Linked DNA regions of Homo sapiens: regions 2 and 3 are each linked to region 1. Evidence: chromatin loops called from intact Hi-C (ENCODE). Cell type or tissue: PC-9. All regions are shown on one strand.

What was found. A loop is a pair of places that touch in the nucleus more often than their neighbours do. Peaks named below come from ENCODE experiments on the same cell type or tissue, not always from the same donor. Only the 100,000 strongest peaks of a DNase experiment are listed, where the experiment ranks them.
Region 2: a loop joins it to region 1, with 5 times the contacts of the local background. A loop is called at or near these places in 3 of 110 quality-filtered maps.
Region 3: a loop joins it to region 1, with 5 times the contacts of the local background. A loop is called at or near these places in 4 of 110 quality-filtered maps.

Annotation. Positions count from the first base shown.
Region 1 is chr7:27,639,649-27,642,148 of GRCh38, forward strand. All of the region lies in intron 2 of HIBADH (3-hydroxyisobutyrate dehydrogenase), which reads right to left. Among named protein-coding and RNA genes, the nearest start is that of HIBADH, 22 kb to the right of the region's middle. In PC-9, CTCF peaks have their summits at 1,392 and 1,596; a DNase peak (open chromatin) is centred at 1,753; H3K4me3 peaks cover 1,048 bases; H3K27ac peaks cover 1,649 bases.
Region 2 is chr7:28,019,332-28,021,831 of GRCh38, forward strand. All of the region lies in intron 1 of JAZF1 (JAZF zinc finger 1), which reads right to left. Among named protein-coding and RNA genes, the nearest start is that of JAZF1-AS1, 160 kb to the right of the region's middle. In PC-9, CTCF peaks have their summits at 1,193 (motif pointing left) and 1,395; a DNase peak (open chromatin) is centred at 1,200.
Region 3 is chr7:27,770,322-27,772,821 of GRCh38, forward strand. The region is part of intron 5 of TAX1BP1 (Tax1 binding protein 1); the gene reads left to right. Among named protein-coding and RNA genes, the nearest start is that of TAX1BP1-AS1, 31 kb to the left of the region's middle. In PC-9, no CTCF peak of the experiment used is centred here; DNase peaks (open chromatin) are centred at 310 and 1,020; H3K4me3 peaks cover 477 bases; H3K27ac peaks cover 1,685 bases.

The DNA of each region.
Region 1 (2,500 bases):
CTCATTTTCTGAGTCCATCATTCTGCCCAACTTATTTTAATAAATGCTTATATAATAAAAACTTCCCTCTGATTTTGTTTTTAAATTAAAAAAAATAAAGGGATACGGAAACGTCCACATATTTTATGAAAATGACCACAAATAACAAGTTCAACCAATTATAAATGCCTTATCAGAATAGGTTAACACTTAAAGGCATAAACAAGCTATTAAGTAGTCCTGTAAAACATATTAAACTTATCAAAGTTTTTATTTCCCTAATAATCCACGTACAGTCAAGCAAAAGAGATACGTTCTGAGAAATGCGTTGTGAGAAAAGAAAAATAACTTGAAGTAGTCTGAACTATGTGAGGTTTGCAAAATTTATCAGGCCCAGAGAGACGTAAGCATAGGACTTTGGTCACCGCCACCCTCCGTGCCCAGTGGCAATTGCTTAAAGGCATTTTTGTTCCTGACTAGCTGCCTCCCTTATTATTGTCATATTCCTGGAATTTGGAATACAAAGAACAATGTACAGTCAATTAATAATTTATGTTAATGTAAACTCTTGTTAAACAACTTAGGAACTGCCTCTTCTTTTTTCCTTAAAAACCCACCTGGGGCCAGGTGCAATGGCTCACACCTGTAATCCCAACACTTTGGGAGGCCAAGGTGGGCTGATCACTTGAGCCCAGGAGTTCAAGCCCAGCCTGGGCAACAAAGCAAAACCCTGTCTCTACAAAAATACAAAAATTGGCTGGGCATGGTGGTGCACACCTGTGGTCCCAACTACTTGGGAGGCAGGGGCGGGAGGATCACTTGAGTCTGGGAGGTTGAGGCTGCAGTGAGCCATGATCCCGCCACTGCATTCCAGCCTGGGTGACAGAGAGAGACCCTGTCTCAAAAGAAATGAACAAACAAAATCACTTGTAACATCTGCTAATCGTATATATTCAAGGCAACTTGAATTTATGCTTCCAGGTGGCCATTTTCCACCTTTTGGGCCTGAATAAACTCTATACCTAATCACAGTTTCTGAATCATTATTTTAATAAGGTTGACAGTTGTTAGGCTATTTCATGTTGCACGAACATCAGAGAGAGCACTTACAGACCTTCATGGTGTAGTGTATTTCTTCTAGGCTACAAACCTGTACAGCAACGTTAATGTACTGAATACTGTAGGCAACTGTAACATAATGTAAGAATTTGTACATTTAATGATCTATACATACAAAAGGTACAGTAAAAATACTCTATTATAATCCTATGGGACCACCTTTATGTATGCAGTCCATGACCAAAACATCCTTATGAGGTGCATGACTACGGTTTTACTAAAGCTTGAAGAAAAGCCTCCAGGGTCATAATATTCTAAAATACTTCTTCACCTGGAACGGCAGGTGGCCATCTTGCACCTTGAAGGGAGAGAGGAGCCTGATGGAGAAAAGCAGACTCCAGAAGCAAAGAGAAAAGAAAAGAATCTGGCTGTATCTATGTCACTAAATTCAGCTCTGCCAGAGGTCAGGCCACTCCCCAACTCTTCCAATACATGAAACAATAAATTCTCAGTTTTTGCTTTCAAAAAAAACAAAAGCACTTCTTCAAAACAACATCTGATTTTCTTCCCTGCAAATCTCTCACTGAAAGAACAGCTGACATTAGAAATCAACTAACCAGCATTTCTGCAATCTTGGTGGGGTGTTGGGGGATGGGCTTGTTTTCTTTGGCTCTCACTTCATCAGCTTGACTTGATATAGTAACACAGAGGGAGGAAATGGACACCCGTCCTTAAAAATGTATGAGTCAACTCAAATATACGCTGAATTTTTTAACCTTTAAACCCACCCTTCAGGGCACTATTGTGGCAAAAAGTTTCAGAGTTTCACACATACTTTTCCATCTCATCCCAAGTCGTGTCTTGGCCTTATGGTAATAGAATGAAATTCATTTTTTCTTTTATCCAACATTTTAAAAAACTAAACATAGCTATGAAATAAGAATGTTGACATTTTAATATATCAGAACGTATTCATCCAAATTAATATTACCTTTTAAAGTAGTGCTCTTAGGAAATCACACTTGTTCTGATGACATGGCCACTGTTCAAAACACTCTCTAAGCTGCCAACGTAAATCATTTATCAACAAATGCTTTCATTTTCTGTTGCCCTCAGGACCAAAGCTTTTTCACCCTTTACCTTTCTCACTTCATTCATCTGAATTTCACATTGTCCCACCTTCCACTGCTGTTAAAATCAATACTCAGAGGACCTCTTAGAGTCAAGATGCTTAAGAGAATGAGAGATGTGAGGAAGAGAGGCAAGAAGATTCTGTCTTCCAGGCTTCCTGCCTCAGGGTGAACCACACACAGAATTTTCCCCACTGTGTATTGGGGGAGGAGTGGCAACTGTGCACAAGAAGCTAAGTCTTCGCTATTATTCACTAATCTGGGAGGAGCACCGACCCAGAACCCACCTTCTTTCCTTCTTCACACCCAGTGACATATTGCAAGGAAGAAGA
Region 2 (2,500 bases), 380 kb after region 1:
GTCTGGGGGACAAAGGCACGTAGGGTGGCAACCTCTGCCGGCTTGGATTATGCCCCTTCTCATATTCCACCTTAGAATCTCAGAATGTTGGGGTAAACGCGACCTTAGCAACACTCTTTTCATTTGGTAGATTTATTGAAGGCAGATCCTACAAATTGCTCATAGATGGGACAGAACTCACCCTGGACCGTGGCCCTTCCCCTCTGCTTTGCTGCCCCTCCAACCACTTCATGGAAATGTTACCATCCTCTGATTGATTTATACTGAGCTGAATTTACATGTCTTTTCCTACCCCCCTCCTTGACTTTATTTAGCTTCTTGAGGGCAAATAATATATTTAATAGGTCTCTGTATTATTCACAACATGGCATCTTCCATGTAGCCAGGTCTCTGGGGAGATATTTGCTGAAACTCCTGAATGGATTCTTAAGACTCCTCCTTGCTTTATGATAGAGACAAGAGTAACACTCCCAGGCTTTTGGGGGTCACAGGCTCTGCGACAAACAGACCGGACTCCAAATCCAGGCTATGCCACTAGTTTCCAGGCTATGCCACTAGTTTACCAGCTAGTAGTTAACTAGTTGTAGGAAAGGTATTATAATTCATCTTTCTTCATCAGAATAATGGGTGCAATATACCTACCTCTTTCTGAGGGCTACAAAAGCCTACCTATGTTGCACAGAAATGCCTCAACAGACACATGTTCTGCCCTGAACACCACTTCTCCCTCTTTTGCTTGCTCTGCTCAGCTATTTTCCCTATAGGTTAAGCTTTTACCAAAAAAGAAAAAACATCCTAATAGTGCTGTTCTTACCAGAGATACCATTTTTTCCTCATGCTGAAACCCTCCTTAGATAAGAGATAAAACTATGCTGTAACTTATATCCTTTTGCAAATTTTTAAAGTAGAGTGCTGCGATAACACCAAAATGGGGGAATTCCTAAGGTGACTTGGGACATAAGTAGGAGTGAGGAAAGTATTTAAGCTTAGAGAGAAAAGCGAAGAGAAGCCTTCTGATGAGGTGTGAGCCCATGGAAAACGGCACAGGGAAAATGAATCGGAAATGCAGCCTGTGGGGTAACACTGCTGCAGAAGGAAACAAACGAGGAGAGCCAGCGCCTCCACGGTGCCTTCTCCTCCTGGAAGCAGGAGTTGAAGCCTATGACCCCTAGGACTGATCCCATACTGACATCTTGTGGTTACAAGTGTCATGACACTTACGTTGTCCTACGGCAGGCATGGACATGCATATTCGTACAACAACCATGTCTTCATTTCTCAGCATTTCAAAAGCATCAAACGTTTTCTCAACCCCAAGCTCCCTGTTCTCAGTAGAGGTAGAAGTGAGCGAAGGAACTGCTGATGAATGTGACACTGGCATTTGTCCCTCCCAACTGCATCCATGCTAGTGGCTGAAGCCTCTGCAGCCTTGGCTGAGCATCTCTTCTCCAGCACCCAAGGCTTCTTTAGGAGAATTACCAAAACTCACTGGTTGTTTTAAAAGTGAAATGAAAACTGCAGCTGCTCAGAGCTTTCAAATACCAACCGAACCACTCCCTCATGAAGTCTAAGGGAGGAAGTCAGGAAATAGAAAAGTAACCTGGTTCTTTGGAATTTCAAAATTAAATTTCTTTTCACAACCATACCCCGGAGCTACTCAGTAATGGAGGTGCTCCAGAAACCCTCCATCTTGCAGAATCCCAGATGGTCCTGAGTGCCTGCTGCATTCAAAGCACCTGGGGGATACTAGTGCACCTCAGAGGGCCCACGGTCCAACAAGGGATGGGCAGGACCCCATCACGGTGAAGTAAAGGAAGATTGGCAAGCGGCGGACACGGGCCGAGAGAGTTCTTGCAGGAGACATCAGGAAAGACTCCCATGGGAGAGCAGCATTTTTTCTTTTAGGATGAGCAGTGTGGGGCAAATAAAGTTGTGCATGAAGGCATTTATAGCAGGTGGTTAGAGTCACAGGCCTTAGGAATCAGACAAAACAGGATTTACGCCCAGGCCCATCACTTCCTAACTGTCCATCTGAACATGATCTGTGAGCTCTCAAAACCTTGTTTTCTTCCTCTGAAAAGCAGGGATGAAAATTCTGACTTAATGATGGAGTTGTGAGGAATGAGTAAAATAACGTGTAGAACTGATAACTCGGCACACACTAAGGACACACACCAGTTGCTAACAGCTGGAGGAGCAGCAGGAGTGCAGTGACGGGCAGGAAAGGCCGCCACCGCCTGTGGAAGTCAGGGGCAGGTGAAGACAGTGTGGACGTAGGACAAACAAAGACATGGTGGTGGGGCAGGGTCGGAGGACAGAGGCACTAGACACCAGGCAGGGCCTCCTGACCAGCTCTTGCTCCTCTCTGCTCTCCCAATGTGTCACCTGACTCTTCACTTGGTTTCTTTTTGCCTGTTTATATCCTCTCTCCCCAGGGATGTTATTTTGGCTTTCTGGAGACAAGGGCCCACAGTTCGTCACCATGGGTCCAGCAGAAGGC
Region 3 (2,500 bases), 130 kb after region 1:
GCTAAGAAAAAGAGAGACAGGTACAATGAAGCAGAAAACATTGTGGCTTCATTAGTGATAGAAATAGACTTGTAAGAAGCCAAAAACAGTGAAAAAACAGTTATCTAGTCATTGACTTGTTTATTTAATATTTTCACAAGAAAAGCAGTTTGTTCTGAAACTTACACAGACTGTGATCTTATATATTACAGTCTCATGTACAGTAGAGCCGGTTGGGCATATTTATGCCCATTTACAGTATTGAGCTATTGTTTCCTGAGGGTGGGGTCTGTTCTGTTATCCTTTTGTCCAACAAGGCCTCCAGCAATTGCTTAATAATTGCTAAATGAACCGCTAGTGCAGTGATTCTCAAACATTTGTATACTCCAGTGGAGTGGTTATATATTGCACACCTGGGCAGAGATGTTATACAAGTAAGTCTTAAATTCTGAAAAGATTTTCCTTGCTTTGTTCTATTTGTTTGAGGATTGCTCTTTTGAGTTAGAGGGTAAACATAATGTCAAGTACTATGTACATTTACAAATCTCCTTATAAATGTGAAGTCTTCAATTCTGTCTTTTCTATCGTTAGCCTTTTTAGTTAAAAATATGCAAGTATTTCCCAGTTTTACTCCTGGGGAACACTTAGTGTCCTGCAGCAGACTATAGGAGTAGGATTTTCCATTTGGTTAAGGAACTACTTTTTTCATTTGAACCTTTGAAGCAGGTATACCAAGTATTAAAATATAGTAAAATCTCATAATATGTGCCCTCGATGACTATTAGGACATTCAGCAATTTTTTTTTTTTTTTTTTTTTTTTTTTTTTTTTACTCATTTGTTGTAATTCTCTTGCTGCTTTGTGTAGTTATTACTCTCTTTTTCTCCATTCTTCACATATTTTTCTCATGATTTATACCTGGATTTGGTAGTTTTCCAAAGTTTAATGTCAATCTTTTTTTTTTTTTTCACTGTATTACAAGCCAGAGGGATCAAGGTGAGATAGATGACTCATGAAAAAGGCCCATTTCACCATGTCCTAAGCCCATGAGATCAAGAATATCCTGAAATGTGGGCTTTGAGGTTTTGACTCTGATTACTTTGAAATCCAAGGAAGGAATGGATGATTGTGAGAATAGGAATGGCGGAATGATAGGCCTTCATTTGTGTGAAATTACATATATATATACACACACACACATCGGGCCATTTCTCTGGTCCATTTGAGTAGTAGCTAAGATTTAAACAGTCTCAGATTCTCTGTGCTCTCCAGGTGATAAAGGGGTTAAGGACTACAGACAAGACTAAAGTGGTAGACTGAGGTCAGGGGATTAATGAAGCAAAACTTGTAGGACATTGTGGCCTTGGTGCTCAGAAGAGGTCTTCAGCAGAAGTTTTTATGCCAACTCTTAAATCTTGATGACAGTCACGAATCTTGGAGGAGACTGCTTCTCTGCTGCCATTCTTGCATTGGGGCATATTCTCTGGGAAGCACTTGAAAGTGATTTTTTAAATGATATTCCATATTATAGAAAAAAATTGACAAAGGACCTGGAATGGTACTTGATGCATGGGAAGTTCTCTCTAAATGTAAGTAGCTATTATTATTTTACTGTTTTTCATAATAGGAACCAGAGAATCATCAAGGAAGGACTACAATATAAAGTGTCATCCAACAGGACTGGAAATTCATAGCATTTCCCTCAGATTCTAAAAGTATAATGGATACATAATGTAACCAAAAAAACCCTCTAAGTTATAAGACATATGTGGTGACAATTGTTTATTTCTGGGGATAAAACGTGTTGGCCAGGAGAGATAGTTCCTCTTTGTTACTAGTCAATGGACTTTTAGTTTTTTTTTTTTTATGAATTTGCTTCATATTCCAAAATTAGTCTCCATTTTAATCAAGCATGCCTGCTGGGCAGCTACAACTCCAGACTTTCAAACTGGTCTGGTTGGATGGCTTATAAAATCTGTGACATTTCTTGGCACTTGTTTTAAATCTGTTCCATGGTGTGAATCCTATAGTAGTTCTAGAGGTCTTCTATTTGAGGTACTGAGTATATAAACTGTTGAATATCTGAAAGATTGTTCTGATGTATCATCTATAATTTCATTTAAAGTTTTGTAATGGATTCTCCATGTAATAAGCAGAGACCTTCATTTTCTTCATAATAGGAGAAATTTATTGCATTTCCATTCTTTTATAAAATAATATGACTAGCTTATTACCTATTCCATACTTGACAAAAAATAAAAGTGAATTAAATTCTGTAATTGTTTATTAATAAAATTTTTCATCTTTTATCACATTGACTTTTATCACTCTAAAGTGCTCTAATAATTAAAACTAAATGAAATTCTGATAATTACAATTCTTTAACTTGGTAAATTAAAAGAATTGGATATGTTGGGATTATTACAACAGATTGGTTTAAATTATGTGTTTGTTTTTAATGTTATTTTATGAAATTGGCTGCTTGAAGGAATAAACTAGGATTACAAAGTAGATTAAAACTA